2 separate regions of the Homo sapiens genome follow, and region 2 is linked to region 1. A link is a contact called in ENCODE Hi-C or POLR2A ChIA-PET data. All regions are on one chromosome and are shown on one strand. Each heading gives the region's core, a stretch centred on a gene start or an enhancer-like site at or near the end of the contact. The rest is flanking DNA. Distances are from core to core; before and after follow the strand shown.

The links. Hi-C counts contacts between places; a loop is a spot of excess contacts on that map. ChIA-PET counts read pairs that join two places held with the same protein, here RNA polymerase II (POLR2A).
Region 2: a loop to region 1 is called in a map of natural killer cell, with 1.9 times the contacts of the local background. The contact joins two enhancer-like sites. A Hi-C loop is called at or near these places in 1 of 168 maps with a recorded cell type or tissue (natural killer cell). POLR2A ChIA-PET finds 5 or more read pairs at or near these places in 6 of 52 experiments (HEK293T, T-cell, activated B cell and 3 more).

Annotation. Positions count from the first base shown.
Region 1 is chr1:101,275,513-101,281,559 of GRCh38, reverse strand. No RefSeq gene overlaps it. Among named protein-coding and RNA genes, the nearest start is that of S1PR1, 42 kb to the right of the region's middle. Within about 2 kb of position 2,504, at least 3 of the 41 ENCODE cell types and tissues checked have a DNase peak (open chromatin) inside an H3K27ac peak, as active enhancers do; they include natural killer cell, where a contact is called at or near this core.
Region 2 is chr1:101,336,233-101,342,279 of GRCh38, reverse strand. All of the region lies in intron 1 of LINC01307 (long intergenic non-protein coding RNA 1307), which reads right to left. Among named protein-coding and RNA genes, the nearest start is that of LINC01307, 15 kb to the right of the region's middle. Within about 2 kb of position 3,344, at least 2 of the 41 ENCODE cell types and tissues checked have a DNase peak (open chromatin) inside an H3K27ac peak, as active enhancers do; they include natural killer cell, where a contact is called at or near this core.

The sequences.
Region 1 (6,047 bases), core at 1,255-3,754:
CCTGTTTTGGTCCTGTTCATGCTGTTATAGGTATTGTCCCAATACTCCAGGTCCCTCTGCTAGAACACCTGGGCTGCTCTTGCCAATCCCCTCCCAAAGAGATTCCTAAGCTGTCAGGCCTATGGCTATTGCCCTGGTGCCTACTTGCAGACAACTGTGCTTTGAGAACATACCAGAAGCCCACTGCCAGCTTGTATGGATCTCTTTACAATTTGCCTGCTGGATTCTGATGCAATATGCTGTCCCCTCAGGCCCCAAACTTTGCAGTCAGATGGAAACTTTCCCAGAGCCTGAGGAGTCCAGGGGTCCCCCATCCCTCAGTGCCTGCCTTAGCCCTAGTGTCAAATTCAGTTCTATAGCCAAGCTTTTTGCTACATGTACCTGAGACAAGAAAACAAGACAAGCGGAATGTATTTTATGTCTATATAGCAGTTTATAATTTACAAAATTCTTTCACATTATCTCATTTGACCCTCACACCAAACTCACGATACAAAAAATAAGAAATTTCCGTATTTTATAGATAAGTGCAAGTGACTAACTGGGGCGATCAACTGTCCCAGTTTGTCCAGGATTGAGGGAGTTCCCAGACTGCAGGACTTTCAGTGCTAAAACCAGGACAGTCCTGGGCAAACTGGGATGGTCAGTCACCCTAGGTCACATAGCTAGTAAATGACTGAGCTAGGATTTGAACCTAAGGCACCTAGCCTGTACTTATTACACTTATTGAGTTATTGAACTCAATAGTTATTATTGCTAATATTATTTAACAGTTATTGAGTTATTGAGCTCAATAACTGTTAAATGAATGACAGACACCTAGTCTGTCTCCTTTCCACTGTGCCATGTGCTTCTCCTAAACAGCAGTCTCTTCAGACTAATACATAAAGGTGTTGCTTGCCTTCTTTCTTCTTGAAATGCCAATCAGTGGAAAGGAGAAGGGAAACACTGCTTTGCAAGAGAAAAGCATCCTTGCATTAACTCCATGTCAGAATAATCACTGACAGTAATAATTTCAACAAAGGGATTAATTACAGAGTCTGTAATTATCTTAGCAAGAGCTTGAAATCAAAAATGATTGTGATGGGCCACTAACCCAATCAATATATGCACTCTGCCCTGGGATAATCTAAGACTGACTGCATATATGAATATTCAGTACATGTAAATTTTAAATCCTACCATCAGATAAAAACAAAGAGTTGTAAGAGATTTAGTGGTCAGTATACGTCCTTCCATTCAACCTTGACTTCACTGAAACCATCTCAGAAAAGATAACAATTGGTGCTCCTTTTAAAGATGTCCCTCTGAGGCAAGCCCAAGAGCTTCTTCAGGTGCCACTTTCAGCCACCACTGAATGATGAGTACAGCTTAACCTAAGCTTAACCTTTACTTAGCTTAAGCTAGTAAAAGGAGTTCTGGATATCAGAGCTTGTTTACTTTCCCTCTACCAGACTCTCTGTGCAGGACACAACCTCCAGTTTCCTATCCCCTCAAACCCCTGCCAACTCAAGCTCTCCTCTGTCACCCAGGATGCCACTATCCCCCAAGACTATGTCTAGCCTTTCTTTTGACATATTTCCTTAGTTAACTTATATAATCTTCTGGGATAATTTTTTTAAGAGATAGAGTCTTCTCTGTTGCACAGGCTAGAGTGCAGTAGCACAATCATAGTTCATTGCAGCCTCAAACTCTTGGGCTCAAATAATCCTTCCTCTTTCAGCCCCCCGAGTATCTGGGATTACAGGTGCATGCCACCAAGCCCAGCTAATTGTTTTATAGTTTGTAAAGACAAGGTCTAGCTGTTGCCCAAGCTGGTCTGGAAGTCCTGGCCTCAAGCAATCCTCCCACCACAGCTTCCTAAAGCACTGGGATTACAGGTGTGAGCCAACACACCCACATCTTTCGGGATAGTTAATTCCAGAGATTTGTATGCACCCAACATTTAACTTTTTTTTCTTTCTGGATATCCATCATTCATTCAGCAAACATTTAGGAAATGACTATAATGTGTCAGGCACTGTGCTAGGTACTGAGGCTAGTCGCAGAAAAGTTACAGGAGTTCCTAAGGCAGTTAAGGGAATACAGAATAGAAAAGTCATTCCTGGAAAAGAGGACAGCATCACATATACAAGACAATATGCTCAGACAACTACAAAATAAGTTCAAAAAAGCAGGAGGCAGGAAGTCTTTAGGAGTTGGCACCCATGGCCAACTGGATAATTCGGTACTTTTCCAGGAAGTCTTCTCTGGCTAATCTCGAGAGAACCAATAGCTTCTGCCCCTCACCTTGAATAAACATAAGGCATTCAAGACCTCCTGAGGCCATCCTCTCTTATTTTCCAGTTTCCAATTGTTTTCCACTGTGAAAATATCTTAGCTCCTATTTGCATTTTCTTTTCCATCACTCTCTGTATATACCCTATATACTAATCGACATCAATGTTTTCTGCCAGCAACCACTGGGAAGGGTGGAGTAGCCGTCGCTTCCTGAGACCCAGGAAGAAGAGAAAACCATGAGGTTATCATCTCTGTGCTATGATTAAGCTACTGTGTGTTTCCTTCAAAGTCTGGTTAACCTAACTTAACACAACCTCAAATACCTGTCTCTGTGAAGCATGCTCTATCAACTGAAGGAACAGAATCCCTTACACTCCCAAAGATGCTTTCCAATGGCAGAAAGGGAGCTAAGCAGAGGACTGGCTTAATTCAGGCTGTATTAAAAGCAATACCAAGAAAGGGAAGGGAACTGAAAGAAGGCTAGGAAAAACAAGGGAGGAGGAGAAAGTGGCTCTCTAGAAAATGTTCCTGGTTTTCAACACTATTACGGGCATGACAATCATGTGCCTGCTCCACACACAGGCTTAGCTAGAAGTTATTCCCCAAATCCTACCTGCCAAGCCTAAGCTGATTGGAAAAGTGATAGGATCTGATCCAAGCTCTGTCACCCCACGGGCTGGACAATGGCCTGTGAAGCAGCCTCAGCATGATGATACTGATGGCTGTAATAATAGCAGCTATGATGCATTAGGGGTTACGATGTGCATGGTAGATAATTTATCTCATTTAATCCTCGCAACAACTCTATGGGGTACATACTATTATTATCTCCCTTTCACAGATGACAATACATGTTTCAAGAGGTTTCACAAGTCTGCCAATCTTAGAGGATTGAGTCAAACTCTGGTCTGTCTGATTTCAGAACCAAACCCTTCCTCACCTTTCAGTATTGCCTTTCATTCATGTATTTATTTATTTTAAAAAAATTTCTTCTGTACCCGCTATTAACCAAGCCCTGTGGCAAGTGCTGGGGATACAATGGAGGCCAAGACTTAAAAAGACCCTGCCCCCTGGGGCTTATACTGCACAGAGGAGATAGATACACAGTAAGCAAATAACACAAATAAGTACAGGCTGCATTCAGTAGTATGAAGAAGACGAAGAGTTTGTTATGATAGGTATAGGGGAGGCCGGGTGTGGTGGCTCATGCCTGTAATCCCAACACTTTGGGAGGCTGAGGTGGGCAGGTCACTTGAGTTCAAGAGTTTGAGACCAGCCTAAGCAACATAGCGAAACCCTGTCTCTACAAAAAATAAAAAAATAGCTGGGCGTGGCGTTGCATGCCTGTCATCCCTGCTACTCAGGCGGCTAAGGCTCAAGGATCACTTAAGCCCAGGAGGTGGAGGTTGCAGTGAGCCGAGATCGTGCCACTGCACTCCAGCCTGGGTGACAGAGCAAGACTCCGTCTCAAAAGAAAAAGAAAAAAAGAGAAAGAAAGGAGAGGTGTAAGGAGACTTACTTAGATAGGTGGTTAGGGAAGCCCCCTCAAGGAAGGGACATTACACTGAGATCTGAAGGATGTGACAGAGCCAGTTATAAGGTGACCTGAGAAAAAGGCAAGGGAACAAGATGCAGAACAGGCAAATCAAAGAAGAGACAGAGGTCAGTGAGGCTGGGTGTCTAGAGAGCTTGGCAGAGGCTGGATGTCACGGGGCCTTAAAGTCCACCAGAGGAGTTAGAACTGGCTTCCAAGTGCAATGGCAAGCTACGGGATAGAGTAAAGCAGTGGAGAGTGGAGATGGCTGGTTTACTTTTTATTAAAAAGAGAAGGGGCATAATGCAGTAGTTAAGAAGATAGACTCTGGACCGATAATGCCTGCACTCAAATCCCTGACTTGCTGCTTACCAACTCTGTAACTGTGACAACCTCTTCTGTGCCTCAGTTTCCTTATCTTGGAAATACAGACACTAACCAAACCTGCCTCAGAGGGCTGTTGGAATGATTAAATTAATTGCTATTTGAAACCACGTAGAATACTGCTTGGTATCTAGTAATAAACATGCTTACAAAATACATTAATAAACATAATTAATAGATGTCTTTACAAACATAACAACATAAATTTGTTTTGCAGACGTACAGAAATGTAATATCAAAAGCATGCTTTTCTTTCAGTGAAGCCTTTCTGCATTGTTCTTTCTCTTTCTTCCTCTTTCTCCCGCTCCACTACATCAGCAACTGCTCCTCCTTAAGGTAATTTATGTCAGGAACGCCATATGTTTCCGACCACAGAATTCTAAATAGGCAGACATAAGATTTATGTGCATACACATATGTGGCATTCTTTTATCTTTGTTTTGCAAAAGTTAAATTATTATGTACAATTGACCCTTGAACAACTCAGGATCTAGGGACGCCGACCCTCTGCACAGTCAAAAATCCATGTATATCACCACCACTAGAAAAAAGAAAAAGATATTTTGTATGTTATATGGATTATATATGTATTCTTACAATAAAGAAATAAAGAAAAGAAAATGTTATTAAGAAAGTCATAATGAAGATAAATATATTTACTATTCTATTCATTAAGTAGAAGTCAACCATCATAAAGGTCTTCATCCCTCATTGTCTTCATAAGTAGGCTGAGGAGGAGACGAAGATGAGGGGTTGGCCTTGCTGTCTCAGAGGTAGCAGAGGTGGAGAAGGTGGAGGAGGTGGAAGGGGAGGCAGGAGAGGAAGGCACTTCCTTGGTGTAACTTCTATTGAAAAAAATAAAACATGTAAGTGGACCCACACAGTTCAAACCTGTGTTGCTCTAGTGTCAACTGTATATCTTTTTCTCACTCAAACCAGTATAACTCCATTTCATCATTTAAATGAGTGTATTCCGGTCCATGGAGGCAGATGTACCATAATTTATTCAGCTGTCCTCAACCGATGGACATTCATTGGTCCCCACTTCTTTTGCTGTTACTAACACTGTCTCAGTAAACATTATTGTTTAAATGACCTTGCAGTCTAGTGGTTTCACCTCTATGAAGTAGATTTCTAGGAGTGAGTAGATTTTTAGGAGATTGCTAGACTAGATGACATAATTATTATTTTTTAAATAGATATAGATGAAAGATCGCTTGTTTAAAAGACTAATACTGTTTTCATTTCCTGCAGGAAGATATGTGAATGCTCATTTGCCTACATCCTTGCCACAGCAGGTCATTTTTGGATGGGTGCAAACTTATGTTACTTTTTTTATAAAAATGTTTGTATTCAGTGAAAATGTACATGTAGTAAAAATACACAGATTATAAGTATACAGTTTGAGGAGTTTTCACACGTGTTTATACCACGTTATACCATGTCACCAATACCACGATCAAGATATAGATATTTCCAGCACCCCAGATAATCTCCCTTGCAGCCAAACCCCACCCTCTGTAGGCAACCACTGTTTTGATTTCTATCAACGTAGATCAGTTTTGTGTGTAATTAAACCTCCTATAAATAAAGTCATGTAATGTTCTTTTTGGTGTCTGGCTTCTTTTGCTCAACGTAATATTTTTGAGATACATCCATGTTGTTGCACATATCAATAAGTAAACAGTAGATAATCAGGGCTGGGCATGGTGGCTTGCACCTATAATCCCAGCTACTCGAGAGGATCACTTGAGCCCAGGAGTTCGAGGTCAAAATTTAAATAGAACAAAATGTACTATTCCATATGTTCCATTGAGTTTTGACAATTGTATACACCCATTTAACCACC
Region 2 (6,047 bases), core at 2,095-4,594, 60 kb before region 1:
TCTCGTGACGGCCTGACAGTCTTAAGGTCCTTACTTAAACATTCATGTAAAATATCTCTATTAAGCAGGAGTCTTTGAGTTGGCTTTTTCAAAAGCATCTTCTCTTACCAAAGTTTGAAATTGAACTTTGACACATGCCTGTCATCAAATTGTCTAAGAAGTTGCTTGAACAAATAAAATCATTTTTGAAGGATCACTGTAGGTTCCGGATAACTCACTGTAGAATTTCCATTTGGGTGTTGATCTTCTTCTATTATACCTGTTTCTTTTGCATATTCCAGGCATAGCTCTCTTAATTGTGCTAGTTCCTTTCCAATCTAAATTTAATACTCAGGTCCTCTGTCTCTAACATAATCTATTTAAATTTCAAGAGGATAAATGATTACAAAATATCTGAAAGCCAAAGCAAGTCCATTTCTGATAGAAACTGATCTTTCTGGAATAATAAGAAGCCACCTAACTCCCCTCCTCTGTCTTACAACTTCCTTCTTCAAAATCATAGTTAAATATATGCTAAGAGCCAACAATGATTTGAAGACAGTGAAACCAATTAAATAAAACTGATAATCCTTTTCCTACTAAAAAAAAAAAAAAGGCAAAAGACTGTTATACTTAAACGATTTACGTTTTCTGAGCTAAGCATAACGTTAGTATTCACTAAGGGAGTCCCAGCCAACATCAAGGAGAAATCACACTGTCAACAGAAGTCATGTCTTATATCATCTGGTAGTACGGAGTGTTGTCAGTCTCAAATTATAAAGTAAGTCTTATTAATGAGAAGGGACAAATTAGAAGTTTTTAGATATTCCAAGGCTCTGCGGGGTTTTGTTTTGTGTATGTATACAAAACATAAAATTGTCTCCTAATAAAGGACTTACAAAAAACGAAATTTTTTAAAAAGTCAAATGAAATCCAGCTCTATTTCACCAAGATGGGCAAGTACAATATTAGCCATTATTGGAGCTTTCTCCCTCCGCAGGGGTTCCATAAACCTGGGAACCAGGTAGAAACAGGTTCCTGATTGCTATCTTTTACCACACCCACCCTCTCAACTTTGTTTATTGAAGAGTAAGTACCTGTTGGAAATATGAATTTATTATCTAGTTGAGATTTTATTTATTTATGAAACCCGCAGGGAAAAAAATGGATGAGGGACACAAAGAATGGATAGAAAGGGAAGGCAAGAAAGAAGAAAGGAAGGAAAAAGGAAAAAAAGGACAGACAGAGAGGTAAAATTGAGGATTTTAATAAAGAATCAGTGCATGCGAAGTAGTTTACACTCAAGAGATTATTTACTTTAACATAAAATTACCTGAGTATATTGCAAGTTAAAAATTATTAGTGCTACATTAAGCAACTGGGAAATTAGGGGCTTGCACTGACAGGCAGCACATAGACTAAAAATTGGAACCTGGAAATTAGTAATTAATGTCAGAGTAGTGATGCATTTTCTTCCAAATGAATTGTACCATTTTTTGCCTAGATATTTCAAGCATTCTGTATGCAATGTTACTGACAGTCCTTGTTAATTCCAGCTAAATATATCTAAAATGTATTATACAATATACCAGATCCCCCTCTATTACTAAATTTCTAAGTGAAGAGCATCATAGAAAATGCTTTCACATTACGGCTGATTTTTATTTGATAGCTTTTATTTAACAATCAACTTCTCACAGACTCATCTTAAATTTGATATAGCCCATATTACAAAGAACATTTGCATTTTTGTCCCCTCGCCCTCAGTTAAAATCTACAGATCACTGTGGGTAGCAGCATCTGAGCAGGAAGCATGACTTCGCATGCACCATCTTTCCTTGAGCTCAAACATTCTGTACGATGCACTGCTGTGATTTCCTGGAATCTGGCTTTGTCCCTCCACAAAGCCATATCTGTGGATATTTTGGGTCATAAACTACTCATGGTGCATAAGAATTGGGGCTTAACTAGGTTATGAGGTCAAAACAAAGATCGTTCTTTCATATACATTGAATGCACATAGACCCATCTGTCTATGCCCAGAGACAAATCCATCTGAGATAAACCAGTGGAATTCAAATAAACATTTATTCCACTGTTTTCAAAATTTTGGTGGACTGAAATTAATTAAAAATAAAAACCTAAGTTTAAATGCAGGATCTTAGTAATAATCTTAAAAATACTTTACACTTTATTTGAGCCAAGTCACTTGGCATATGACGGGTTAACTGAAACATTTGGAAAGGTTCAGAATAAGACTGCCGGGCTTAGCCTAGCTCAAATTCTGAGGTTTTTTTTTTTTATATTGACTAAGGAATTAGGAATTAATTATCCACTTTCAAATTTCAAGGTAATTGCAAAGTAGAGATACTGAAAGTAATTACTTAATTCATGTGTTGTCAGTCACCCAGAGTTTGCTGGAGCTCCAACTGTACTGATTCCATGTCAAATTGGGTAAGCCAGTCTCTGCATGAACACTTAATTATACCCCCTTTGTTATGCTGTAGAAAGTTAAGTGGTAGATTCATTGAACTAAATAGCCTTGATAAACACTACCAAACTCATTTTAAAAATCAATAAGAACCAAGTAGGCATTTCTACTGGACATTTAAGCGAAAATTTAAATGTGAGCCAAGTGTTCTTCTTGTTTTATTCATGTTAATTATTTGAATGTTACATTTATAGCCTGACTAATGTTACCCTAAGTTGATTTCTGGTGTGAGACCTTGTCACTCAGACAACCTATAGCCCCAGGCCCCCAAATTAGAACACTCTCTCCAATTACAAGGAACAATTTATGGTTATGTTTCACAAAATAATAAGAGGTTCAATCTCCCTTCCACCCTTGTCTATCCCCAACTTTTTTCAGGACAGTTGTTCTCAGAGAATGACACCAACCATTAATCTCTGCAGCCAACAATTGCAGATGCAAAAAAATCTAGCACTGGGAGGCCAGATGCAATTTATTCTTCACCTCAGAAAAAATATCTTGACATGCCCTACACCATTGGACCCCTAAATTTCACTGAGGTAGAATATAATCACCCGATGAGTTCTTACTGACCACTGCACAGATACAGCCAACTTGCCAAGACAGTGGCATTGCAGTAAAGAAAGAGTTTAACACACACAGAGCCAGGTAAGCAGAAGGACAGGAGTTTCAGAAGCCCTGAAAATTTGGAGGCTAAAGTTTTTTAGAGATACTTTGGCAGGCAGGGGGCTGAAGAATGGGGAATGCTAACTGGTCGGGTTAGGGAGGAAATCACAGGGAGTCAGAGCTTGTCTTCTTGCACTGAGTCAGATCCTGGGTAGAAGCCACAGGACCAGATGAGCCAGTTTACTAGTCTGGGTGGTGCTAGCTCGTCTATCAGAATTCAGGGTCTGAAAAATACTTCAAACACCCATCTTGGGTTTTATGATAGTGATGTTATCTATAGGAAAATTTGAGAAGGTTAGAAATCTTGTGGCCTCCGGCTGCATAACTGCGGAGCCACATTTTCTAATCTTGTGGCTAATTTGTGAGTTTTACAAAGGCAGTCTGGTCCCCAGGCAAGGAGGGGGTTTGTTTTAGGAAGGGGCTGTCATCATCTTTGTTTCAAAGTTAAACTACAAACTAAACTATTCTAATAGTTCATCTGGCCTATGCCCCAGATGAACAAGGATAGCTTGGAAGTTAGAAGCAAGATGGAGTTGGGTAGGTCCTATTTTTTCCAGTGTCATAATTTCTTATGTCAGATTTTTCTCACTGTTATAATTTTTGCAAAGGCAATTTCAGGAGGGTCCCTGAATTTTAGTCATATTTATTTCCCACTTCTGACATGCAAATTTCTCATCAATAAGTGTAAAGTAGCTGCTACTTCTTGCTCACTAGGTCCAGTCAGCTTAATGTCATCAATGTAATGGAGCAGTGTGGTATCTTACTGAAGGGAAGGGCAATGGGCAATCAAGATCCCTGCAAACTAAGTTACAACTTAGGACTGAACTGTTTACCTGTTTACATACCCATGAGGTAGAAGGTGTATTGCTGGCCTTGCTAGCTGAAAGCAAACTGTTTCTGGTGGGCCTATGGACAGACATGGAGGAAAAAGCAATTGTCAGATTAACAGCTATATAACAAGTACCACGATGTGTTAATTTGTTCAGTCAATGAAACCACATCTGGTATAACAGCTTCAATTGGAGTCATAACTTGGTATAGTTTACAGTAATCCACTGTCATTCTCCAAGATTCATCTGTCTTCTGCACAGGCCAAATAGCATAATTGAATGGGAATGTTGTGGGGATTAGCACTGCTACATCATTTAAGTTCTTGTTGGTGGCACTAATGTCAGCAGTGCCTCCAAGAATGTGGTATTGTTTTTAATTTACTATTTTCCCAGATAGAAATAGTTATAATGGCTTCCATTTGGCCTTTCCCATCATAACAGGTGAGACCCAATGTGGGGATTTTGCCAACTACTAGGTATGTTTATTCTAATTGTGCATCTGGCACTGGGGAAATAACCACCGGATGGGCTCAGGGACCCACTGGACCCACTGTGAGACTGACCTGAGCTAAAACTCCATTGATCACCTGAGCCCCATAAACCTCTCCTGTGACTGGAGGGACACAGTGATGTTTTGGGTCTCCTGAAATCAATGTCAGTTCAGAGCCAGTGTCCAGTAGTCCCCAAAATTCTGATTATTTCCTTTTCCCAACACACAGTTACCCTAATAAAAGGCCATAGGTGCCTTTGGGAGAGGCTGGGAGAAAGATTAACAGTCTAAATTTGTAGTAGTGTACCAAGGGCCTTTCTGGAGGGGACTCAATCTCCCCTTTATTCAATGGCTTCTGGGTCTGTAAACTTGCTCAAGTTTGGCAACCGACCGAAGGGCCATGATTCTTTGTTTCTGCAATTTGAGTTAGACTTTTGTTTACAAGACCTAGAAGTTTTCTGCTTACACAAATCAACAAAGAATTTAGTAGGCTTCCTATCTGTTTCACTTCTAGGAATGCCATGATTACTCGCCAGTGTCATAGGTGTGTGCAAATCAGACTGTTCTGACTACTGCTTTGACTCTGCTATTACAGTACCCAGAACTACTTTGCCTTCGGTAGTTGAGTGCCACCATTTAGCTCCTGCTACACCAGAATCCCAGTTACTCCCATTGATTTGGGTAATTTAACTGAATGGCTATGGTTCTCACTGTAAGGTCTGGTGTACAAAGAAGACATATTTATTTCTCCTCCCATATTTATTTCTCAAAGTATTGGTAAGGATATGTTTTTCAGACCATCCCAGTGTTGGTGAATAGGTCTTAAATTACAAATCCACTCTAACATTCCAATCTCCAAAAGCCTTTGAATTCTCTTCTCTACATTAAACCAAGGCAGAACAGCCATTTCCAATTTTCTCACAGTGGAACACCTTTTGATCCATGTCTTAGCCAATAAACCAAACAAAATGTGAGAGCCCTTTCTAACTCTCCAAGCTGCAGTATTAAATGCAGAATCTCTGCCTAGTTAGCCTCTATCAATAAATTCAGCCTGATCTAACTTTATGTTCCTTCCACTGTTATCCAACACCATTAATATCCGTTCCCACATGTATGCCTGGATTTCTACTTATATACCTTAGAAAACTCAACTAGTTATTTTGAAATGTAGCACATTACCTCATGCATGGCGCTTTGTACCTCATCTTTAGGGGTCTACCGGGACTTGAGTCTCATTATAGGACTAGAACAAAGAGGGGTGATCCAATGCTGGATCTGAAGAGAATCAGCATTGTCTTGTATGGTGTCTGCCTCAGCAGAGACTATTACTGTTTCCTCAGGCAATGTAAAGTAATCTTCTCAGAGTGAAGGGAAAAGGCCACTTTTCACTGGGTGGGATGCTACTTTTGCTGGGAGTCGGGGGGCCACTTCCACAAGTAAAAAAAACCCATCAGAATTTAAGGTCTTAATGCCCCCAACTTTAGAATATAATGGACACATGAAATTATCACCTAGCTTTAAAAATAGCATTACCATTGCAGTTGAAGTCCCCTGGGTAACCACTATTCAGATTGTTATTTTTTACATGCAT